Linked DNA regions of Homo sapiens: region 2 is linked to region 1. The links are chromatin loops, found by intact Hi-C in ENCODE. Cell type or tissue: HepG2. All regions are shown on one strand. Each heading gives the region's core, and the rest is flanking DNA. Links, peaks and the distances in the headings are about the cores only.

The links. A loop is a pair of places that touch in the nucleus more often than their neighbours do. Peaks named below come from ENCODE experiments on the same cell type or tissue, not always from the same donor. Only the 100,000 strongest peaks of a DNase experiment are listed, where the experiment ranks them.
Region 2: a loop joins it to region 1, with 15 times the contacts of the local background. A loop is called at or near these places in 3 of 110 quality-filtered maps.

The regions. Positions count from the first base shown.
Region 1 is chr2:45,934,163-45,939,540 of GRCh38, reverse strand. The region is part of intron 2 of PRKCE (protein kinase C epsilon); the gene reads right to left. Among named protein-coding and RNA genes, the nearest start is that of PRKCE-AS1, 260 kb to the right of the region's middle. RefSeq lists an enhancer at 3,071-3,380. In HepG2, for the core only: a CTCF peak has its summit at 2,974 (motif pointing right); DNase peaks (open chromatin) are centred at 560 and 3,020.
Region 2 is chr2:45,727,587-45,732,964 of GRCh38, reverse strand. All of the region lies in intron 1 of PRKCE (protein kinase C epsilon), which reads right to left. Among named protein-coding and RNA genes, the nearest start is that of PRKCE-AS1, 55 kb to the right of the region's middle. RefSeq lists enhancers at 1-168, 2,629-2,768, 3,149-3,228. In HepG2, for the core only: a CTCF peak has its summit at 3,075 (motif pointing right); a DNase peak (open chromatin) is centred at 3,084.

The DNA.
Region 1 (5,378 bases), core at 148-5,147:
GGAATCACTTGCTGCATTACATTTTCTCTTAGTGACTTGGGGTTGAAATGTCTCTTTGAAAGTCTTAGTAACCTCGACAAAGGAAGGTGCCCAGATGCTACTCTACAGGAGAATACGGTATGAAATGATGAAAGAGCAACATGCGGAAGGAAGGGCAGCTCCAAGGCCCAACTGCCTGACAGTAAGACATCAGGGAATGAAGTGGTGAACACAGGGGAAGGTGGCAGTGCTGGCTTTAGACAAGCCCATCTCTTGTCACTATTGGGGTGCTACCAAAATAAATGCCTAAGGTCTTCAATAACAGCACTTGGCACTTGTATCAAATTTCTTTCCCGAAACACACCCATATCCCTTGTCTTATTGAAGCCTCCAAGTGACTCTGTGAGTGAGGGCATAATGTATAATGTTTGGTTTTGGTTTTATATTTTCCGGGAGAAGAAACAACGGGGAGATTTATAGCCCGGCACCTCCTCCACCCTGGCAGGGTGCTGTGGGCTGGATTTCACTGGGACAGCAGGGTTGGATGAGGTCAGAGCCAGCGTGGAATTAGCCTACTGCGCTGGATTCCTGAGTGTTGACTCAGCCGCAAGACTCCAGAGGGCAGAGCGCTGAATGTGCTAGAAAGAGTTACGAATGAGGTGCCCACCATGTGTAACTGGGTGAGAACACCCAGCCTCTGCCCTCAGGGGTTTGCAATCTAATACATCAGGAATAGGGCCAATGTTTGAGAGAACTGTAGATGAGTGAGAAAGAAAACTGGCACGACTTTGTAAATATAAGCTTTCTCAATTTAAGCAAACTTGCACATTTGTTTACTTTGTTCTAAGAGTTGCTGAATAAGGCATGATACCATGAGTTTATGGTCAAACAGCCAGGGAAAGGCAGCATCTAGGCAAAAGAGAAGGGACCCATAAGTTAGGAAAGAATGCAAATTGGAGGCCAGGAAAAGTTTGCTAACTGAATAAATAGCTGCTGCAAGGCTTGATGGGGGTTTGAGGGGTGGGCGCTGAAATGTTGAAAGGGACACAACAGGTCAATCACAGACACAAGGTGGAAAATGCAGGGATATCTATAGAGTGGGTAGGGAGGATGTAGGTTCCAAGTCACTAAGGATAGTCCTAGATTTTGCCTGTTTTCTTAGAGTAATTATGTATAGTGTCACTTATCATTCTCAACTGTGTCCTTTCTTGGAGGATAAATGATATAGTCACCCTAGTTCTCCAAAACTCACAAGATGCATTGAATTGCCAGATAGCCCCCCTCCAGCCAAGCCATCTACACCAGCTTCTATATTTGCACCACCTCTCCAAGGGGCTAAATACCACCTCCAAGAGACTAAATACCACCCCCATCAGCCCTGCCCTGAGGCTAAGAGAGCAGATGGTTCTATGTGGGTGTGAACAGTCTTTAATTCTTCATTTCTGGGCTAACACTGGCTCCTGAGAATCCAAGAGGAACAGAGGGAGGAGAACAAGAAGAGGCCGAAGGGGAAGGGTCGGGACCCTCTGAGTGACATTAGTGGTGCGTAACGTAAAGGCTACTCTCACTGTAGAGAAGCCAGCATGGCAGCAAGGAGGGCGAATGGGCCTTGGGTCCAGCAAGACCTGCAGTCTGCTCCCAGATCCCCACAGTCATTGCTGAGCCTCAGTTTCCTCACCTCTTTAAAGAAAAGTGGGGTGGGGGAGGATAATATCTACCTTCCAGAGTTGGAGTGACAGAATGTAATCATTATCAAGTACCAGGTACACAGTAGGCGTTCGATAATGGCAGCTTTTGTTGGAACGATGATATATACCTACAAGTTTTCTTTCTTTTTTTTTTTCTTTGAGACGGAGTCTCACTTTGTCACCCAGGCTGGAGTGCAGTGGTATGATCTCGGCTCACTACAAGCTCCACCTCCTGGGTTCACACCATTTTCCTGCCTCAGCCTCCCGAGTAGCTGGGACTACAGGTGCCCGCCACCAGGCCTGGCTAATTTTTTTTTGTATTTTTAGTGGAGATGGGGTTTCACCGTATTAGCCAGGATGGTCTTCATCTCCTGACCTCGTGATCCGCGCGCCTGAGCCTCCCAAAGTGCTGGGATTACAGGCGTGAGCCACCACGTGTGGCCATACCTATGAGTTTTCTTAAAACCAAATTGTCAAAAATGTGGGGCCTACCAGGTGTTAGCCTCCATCCCATAACATCGTGGCTCAGGTCACCCTCAGAAGGAGACACAGGGAGTCCTAAGTGTATTCTGGGAGTGACCTCTGTGGCAGACCAAGGGACACAGCTATGGCCGGGACACCAACAGCTTCTGCTATAATCTCCCCAATTTTTTTTTATTTAAGTGCAATTATTTTTATTTAAGTACAATTATAAAACTATAAAGGGAACATTTTTAGAGGAGTAATAAAAACCAGATGGACATGGAATCTTTTCTTCCCAGCCAAAGGGGATCATCTTGCTCATCCCCTGGGAGCACTCTTCTTTCATGATCACTGTCCCAGGAGCCCACAAAAGGTCCAAGCATCTATGGAACTTAAAATACAAGTACTGGAAGGCTTGTGTCTGTACCAGGCTCTGGTTCTGATCCTGGAAATTCAATGTCACAGTCTGAACAGGTGTGCCTGCTGATTGATTATAGCCTGAAAGTACAAGAGGGACAGGCAGAGCTTTTGTCCCTGCCCCTTTTAATAAGAACACATACCTGCGGTAGGTTGTGGATTGGAGGAAGTCTCTCAGAGCCGGGAGGAGACATTCCCTACACCAGTGGAAAATCTTTGGGTCCTCCAAAATCACACTTCTTTAACTCAAGTTAAATGAGGCCTTAAGGCGCTTAACTGTTAAGAAATAATAACAAGAAAAATCAAAGATTACGCAAAAAGAGGGCTGCAGGGGCTGCAGGCTGTCCTTAGGGCATCCTCCGGCCTTGGTGGGTAAGGTTAGGAAAACCTGGCTGCATTTTCCAAACCCTTCCACCAGAGCCACACGGGGGCACACTAGTCAATGTTTTGGATGTCGGGCCTCCCGCTGGCTTCCTCTCGGTAAAGAAACCTGGAGGAGGAGGACAGTGAGGGCAGAGGCGCTACTGGATGACTCCTTGCTTGGCCCACGGCCACCAAGCCAGTGACTTAGGCAGATTGTCCTTGAGTGATTCAAAACCACGTGGGTGCTGGCCCAAAGGTTTCCCCTTACTTTCTAAGCATGTTCCCAGCATGGCTGGGGCACGGGTTCCTGAGCTATTACTCAGGAGAGCAGGGAAAAGAATTGAGTGAATAAATGGAAGGTCTAATAACCTCTTAACCTGATACCAGGAAGGCAAGTGAGTAACCCCCAAGGGGTGCTTGGGGGCACAGCAGGCAGGGGTGGGCAGGGTAATAGCTCATTCTTCAGTGGGTCGCCATAGCATCCTTGGCGTGACCAGAGTGCTGGCCCTCAGTGCCTGCCCTCCTAGGGTGAAGGATCAGCCTCAAAGGCAGGGCAGCAGGCTGGCTCCTAACAGAGCCTCTTGACAGAGGGTCTCCTACGAGCACACACTGCTGCCTCACCAATAGACATGGGAACCCCAGGGGACAGACCAGGGACCAAACCCCAGCCATCACCAGGCACTGCAAGGCGCCAGCCAGCCTGCACTCCAGGACTCCAGTGTGCCTGCTTTCCAGAGCACAATGGGTCCAGGTGCACACAGACACAGCAGACAAACCAGAAGAGAAGGCATCTAAGTCACCACCTTCTATCAAGAATTCAGCTAAGCTGCGATTTTTTTTTTTTTTTTTGAGACAGTCTCACTTTGTCGTGTGGGCTGGAGTGCGGTGGCATGATCTTGGCTCACTGCAACCTCTGCCTCCTGGGTTCAAGCAATTCTTCTGCCTCAGCATCCTGAATAGCTGGGATTACCGGCACGTCACAATGCCCAGCTGATTTTTGTATTTTTAGTAGAGATGGGGTTTCACCATGATGGACAGGCTAGTCTGGAACTCCTGGCCTCAAGTGATCCACCTGCCTTGGCCTCCCAAAGTGCTGGGATTATAGGCGTGAGCCACCGTGCCCAACCCTAAGCTGCAATTTTATATGAAGACCTTGGAAAAGAAAAACACTTTTGTTTATAAACATGGTATAGTATGCAAATTTTAAAGTATTAATATTTTTTAGCTAAAACAGTACTTCAAAAGTTCTTAGCTTGAGGCCGGCTCTGAGAGGAGGGGGTTTATTTTCTTCTGCCCCACTTATCTTTGGTGAATGGCAGAATGTTTGTTTAATAAAAAGTCAGTAAAGCAGAGAATCATGCAAAGAAAAGATGTATGTACTTTAAGTATTTTAACTAACAATATTCAAACTGAAAATATTGAAAAACAAATATATGTACTCACTTGCCAATAACAGAAGGCCAATTTCTTTAAGGTATGGTCCCCCTCATCATCTCTTACAGACAAACATTATCTATGATTTCCATTTCCATTTTCTATGTGTGTGTGTGTGTGTGTGTGTGTGAGAGAGAGAGTGAGTGTCTCGCTTTGCTGCCCAGGCTGGAGTGCAGTAGTATGATCATGGCTCACTGCAGCCTCAACCTCCCACGATCAAGCAATGCTCCTGCCTCAGCCTCACAAGTAGCTGGGACTACAGGCACATGCCACCATGCCTGGCTAATTTAAATTTTTTTTTTTTTTTTGTAGAGACATGGTCTCTCCATGTTGCCCACGCTGGTCTTGACTCCTGGGCTCAAGCAATCCTACTGCCTCAACCTCCCAAAGTATTCAGATTATAAGTGTGAGCCACCATGCCCAGCCCAATTGTGGTTTCTTTCTAGTGGAGCAAAAATTAAAGATACTTGTGAAGTAATGTGAATTTGGAATCTTTTTAGAGCTTTATTATTTTTCTCACACAATTTAGCAGTAATTTTTTTTTTTTTTGAGGCAGAGTCTCGCTTTATCACCCAGGCTGGATTGCAGTGGTGTGATCTCGGCTCACTGCAGCCTCCGCCTTGTGGCTTCAAGTGATTTTCCCGCCTCAGCCTCCCAAGTAGCTGGAATTACAGGCATGTGCCACCACGTCTGGCTAATTTTTGTATTTTTAGTAGAGATGGGGTTTTACTATGTTGACCAGGCTGGTCTCAAACTCCTGACCTCAAGTGACCTGCTCGCCTCAGCCTCCCAAAGTGCTGGGATTACAGGCATGAGTGACCATGCCTGGCCAACAGTAATTTTATAGGAAATTTATCTTTGGCTTTTTCCGTCACATTCAACTTAGTCTTAATAGAAACTTTTTTTCACACTCATCTCAGTTTAAATAAGATTTCATTACAATTATTTATTACAATAAGAACAAATACAAGTGGCTTTTGATAAACACACAACTACTGGTGGGGACAGAAGTGTACAGTGGGAGTACGGCATAAG
Region 2 (5,378 bases), core at 138-5,137, 210 kb after region 1:
TATTTACTCTCTGATCCTTTAAAGAAAGTCGTCGACCCTTGATCTAGGACATCCATTAATTATAACGATTTAACTTCTCTCCTGTTTATCTAAAATTACCAATCATGTACCATCTTTAGGAGAACTCAGAAAACAGTTCACTCATGTCGGTTTTTTGTTGTTGTTGTTGTTCTGTGGTCAGATGAGGAATCTTATTTGAGAAAGATAGTGAAAGAGACAGATAAACAAATAGGAAAATACCAAATAGTGTGTTAGGTGCTGGCTGAGGAAGGTGCAGGCAACACACTACAGATGCACATAGAAAGCTATGTGTAGCTGGATTTGGAGGATCCGGGAAGACTTCCTGGAGGAAGCAGCATCTAAGATATTATAATGATTATTGTTACCACTACTACTACTGCCCAAAGTAAGCTATAAGTAAAACATATAATATATATTATAGACTGACTTCAAACCTTTTTTCAAAAAGGTGGATATCAATGGATGAATAAACCTATTTAATACAGGTAATGACCAATAATACTGTATTTCATTATTTAGTAAGCTCCTGGTTATATGATAGGTACTCTGAAACATAAATCTGCCCTGTGAGTTGATACTAACATATGAAGAACCTCAACATATCCAAATATTTTAACACTAACAACCTGGGTAGAATGTACTTAAAATGGCATTCAGGGCTCACCTATAGAAAAACCTGAGTCCCTGAGACATGTCTGTCCCTAGCCTCCCGACATGGAGCCCTTTGCCTGCCCTAGGATGTCCAGGGCCCCCATATTCTTTCCTCCCTCTCCAATGACAGTCTGTTCCAAAAAAAAGCTCTCATAAATTTCATTTATACTGAGGTTCACATGACTGATAAGATGGTATGGCCCTTCTCTAGGACATCTGTATTTTAACTACTCATAACAAGGTTTAACTTACAGGAAAGACTTTCTAAGGGTGGAATTTCTAGGACTGTGGCTGACAGTGAAAATGGAGTTCTGTGGAGTAGGAGGTCATTCTGAAAGCCTAATTTGAATCACATGGCAGTCTGTAGCAGTAAAAAGCTCCAGGAATTGGCCAGGTACACTGGTTCATGTCTGTAAACCTAGCACTTTGGGAGGATACCTTGAGCCCAGGAGTTCAAGACCAGCCTGGGTAACACGGTGAGACCTTGTCTCTACAAAAAATTCTAGCCAGGTGTGGTGGCACACACCCATGGTCCCAGCTACTTGGGAGGCTGAGGTAGGAGCATCACTTGAGCCTAGGAGGTCAAGTCTGCAGGGAGCAATGTTTGCACCACTGCACTTCTTCCTGGGCAACAGAGTGAGACCCTGCCTCAAAAAAAAAAAAAAAAAAAAAAAATTCCAGGAATTCAGAAAATTCTTGGTTTTCAGGCTTAGGTTTCCCCATTAGTAACTACAAAATCCAAGACACTTAATGTCTCTGAGTCTCTTTCTCTCATGTCTAAAATGAACTTGAGAATTAAGGAAGGAAACTCAACTTCTCCCAGTTTCCTGAAGAGACTCAGTAAATGAAAAACCTCCAGACAAATGATTTTTACTCCATCTCCCCACTTCTTTTTTGGCATCTCTCCCAGGCCAGACATTTATACATCACACCTGCATGAGCCACAGAACTGATGGTCCTAAAATACTGACCAGAAAACCACAAGGAATGGAGCTGCTCTGTCTAAGTGAATGCTCTGAGCCCAAGAGGCTGAGTTGTCATAGGCAAAAACTGTGCATAACTCCATTAAGACACCCCTTGCTCTCCTGACACTAGCTGTAATAACCATCTTCCTCTCTAAACACAAAGGCCAATGCTAACTAATAACAGAAATCAACAGGCCCTAAACTCACCAGTCTCTAAACTGTCCACAGTAGCCACTTTCTGCCTGAGAGTTCTCCCTGGTTAGAGAACACCCAGGCTCCCACTATTCCCACATTCCTATTTCCTTCACTTCAAAATTTTCATTAACAGCTTCCACTTGTTCTTCCACACCAGTCAGATTTTCCTTTTAGATAAATCCAGGAATATCATTGCTCCATAAAGGTAAAAATGTATTTTTAAAAATGTTTTACAAATAACAGCACTCTGTCTCCCATGATCTGTCGGGCAGACACACAAAATTAATTTTTTAATGGAAATTTCCTTGGGAGAAGTGTCTCTTCAGAGACAGAAAAGAAACTGGTAGCTCTTGAAAATTAAAAATGTTGTGCTTGCCAGGCATGGTAGCTCACACCTGTAATCCTAGCACTTTGGGAGGCTGAGGCGGGTAGATAGCTTAAGGCCAGGAGTTTGAGACCAGCCTGGCCAATGGGGTGAAACCCTGTCTGTACTAAAAATACAAAAATTAGCCAGGTGTGGTGGTGCACACCTGTAATCCCACCTACTAAGGTGGCTGAGGCACAAGAATTGCCTGAACCCAGGAGGCAGAAGTCGCAGTGAGCCGAGATTGTGCCACTGTACTCGAGCCTGGGCAACAGGGTGAGACTCTGTCTCGGGAAAAAAAAAAAAAAAAAAATTACAACTGGTGGCTCACAGTTGTAATCCCAGAGCTTTGGGAGGCCAAGGTAGGAGGATCACTTGAGGCCAGGAGTTTGAGACCAGCCTGGGCAACACAGCAAGACTCCATCTCTACAAAAATAAAAAATAAAAAATTAGCTGGGTATGGTGGCCCACACCTGTAATCCTAGCTACCCAGGAGGCTGAGATGGGAGGGTTGTTTGAGCCCAAAAACTTGAGGTTACAGTGAGCACCACTGCACTCAAGTCTGGGTGACAGAGCGGAACCCTGTCTCTAAAAAATTTATTTTTCCAGTGTTGTGCTCTGTTGTCCCCAAACGGCTCTTCAAGCCTGGCGTCTATGGTAACATGACTGTAACCTCAGTGCTGCCCTGCTAATGTGTGGTTTCTGTTTTTCTTCCTCTTTTCAAATCCAAGGTTAACCAACGGACTCAAAACATCCATTCTTGTCAATGTTGTTGAACTATAAAAGTATGACTCTATACCCTTAAAAAATGCAAAATGCCCAGGACCCAAAGATCTCCTCCATGCTGATCTGTTCCTCTTTTAAGACTCCAGGTGGAGCTAGTAGGAACTGCACTCCAGGCTTTGAGCCATTGACAGATCTGCTCCCCTTGAGGCAAGGTGGACGTACTAGTTCTTCCTCCGGTCAAGGATGGCCAGAGCAGTCTGGACCCACTCTGGCCTAATCAGCATCAGCATACAGGCTCATCATCCATTACACTACCAATGTCCCTTGGAATATTTTCTGCTCAAACTTAAAAAATAAGCCCCCATGGAGGATACAGCCTAGAATCTCTAGTACAGATTCAAAAATAGCTGTATTCCTGAGTATGCACATCCCTTCAAAACGGTGTAAAAATTTTCAGAAGCCAAGGGTCAGTGATCACAGCCTCACTGGGGCCTAAAAATATCCTTCAGGCTATTGCTGTAGGAGGGGGAAAAGGAATCGGAAAGTAATGAAGGGGGACACATAGATGCATATGATGGAGGCTCCAGGGAGGGCCGAGCTGGCTTGATATCACATCTACACTGGCTGTCTCATAAGCGTATTAGGATCACACCCTTTGATAATAAAGAGGATGCAATGACCCCTGCTAAGAAGACACAGGCTTGAGCTGAGGATGGCTTTCATGGCACCTTTCATCTACTTTCTCTCTACTCTATCTTGCTCAGTCTCCCATAAGCCAGTGCAAACAGAGACTGCACTGTGTCCTCCACCGCCCTATGTGAATTAACCAGCAAGGATCCTGGTATAAGTGACGTGGTATCAGCTCCTTCGGGTCCCAAGGACAATGCCTCTGTTCCATTGATCAAGGCTTTGGAACTCCTTCCTTTGGAGTCCAGGCTTCCAAGTCATCATGGTAGCCATGGTCGGAATCCTACCTTGGCAAGTTGAGAGCAAGATCCCTGGTGGGGCAGTGAAAAAGAAAGACGATGGGAAGTGAGGGAAGAAGTGGGAATAGAGGCAGCCTCACTTGGCAAACACAGTGCAGCACAGCCTACCAGTTAGGAGCCAGTGCCCCAGTGCCACCGTATACTGAGTTCAAATCTTTGCTAACACCCAGCTCCAACACCCAACTCTAAACACATTACTCAACCTCTCTAACCTTAAAGGAGAGATGATGGTCATACCTTCCTCATACAGTTGTTATGAAAAATAAGTGACATGATGCATGAAAAGCACTCAGCACAGGGCCTCAATAATTAGCAGCTGTTATTGCTCAGATACTGAAAACAAACCATGAACTGGTGAAGACAGACCTCAACTTACAGTCAGGCAACCTGGGGGCTTTCAGTTCCCCATCTGTAAAACAAGGGGCTGAGAATGAAGGTTCCTTCCAGCTCAGACACTCTAGAAGTCTGTGACTAAGATACAAAGATTCCAGCGGCACGTGGGCATTACAACTGTAATATAAAATGACACCCAATAGCACTTGCACCACCCTCAAAGCAAGCAGCATGCACAAGAGGATACTGTGAAGAGTGCGTGTGTTTGGGCATGGGACTATTGGGGGAAGGGTTCTGGTGAAGAAGGGGCCAGTGAAATGGCATTGCTTAGATTGTTCTCTGGCTTGCTAGTCCAACATCCAGGAATGTTTCTGGCCTTCTAGGTATGAAGCAGGCAATTAGGGTCTTATAAAAATAAAAATAAAAAATTTCACTTAAAATCAAGAGGGAGAAATTTCTACTTGCCCTAACCTTGATCCTTTGCCCTTTGAAGCCAAAACAGATACTACCCTTAATTTATTTAGAGTAGCTTCTCACCCATCACCTTACTCCCTTGATGGGATACGAAGGACTTTCTGAAAGGATGTGGAGTCACACTTTGAAAAATACACTTACACAGAAGGAGCAGGCTTGAAAAGAAAAGATACGCTTAAACAGAAAGCGAGGCATGGTGTTTACTCAAGAGACCATCTCCCTCAGCCTGGTTTAAGCCAGTAAGGGCTTTATTTTCCATCTTGGCTTCCCAGAGTTTACTGTAAAAATACATGCCCTGGCTGGGCCCGGTGGCTCACGTCTGTAATCTCAGCACTTTGGGAGGCCGAGGCAGGCAGATCACGAGGTCAGGAGTTTGAGACCAGCCTGACCAACATGGTGAAACCCCGTCTCTACTAAAAATACAAAAATTAGCTGGGTGTGGTGGCGGGCACCTGTAATCCCAGCTACTCAGGAGGCTGAAGCGGGAGAATCGCTTGAACCCAGGAGCCAGCGGTTACAGTGAGCCGAGATCGCACCACTGCACTCTAGCCTGGGTGACAGAGCGAGACTCCGTCTTAAAAATAAAATAAAATAAAATAAAACACATGCCCCAATGTGAAGTCAAGAAGCAGAGTCCAACCAATGCAATGGCAAGAAACTAAA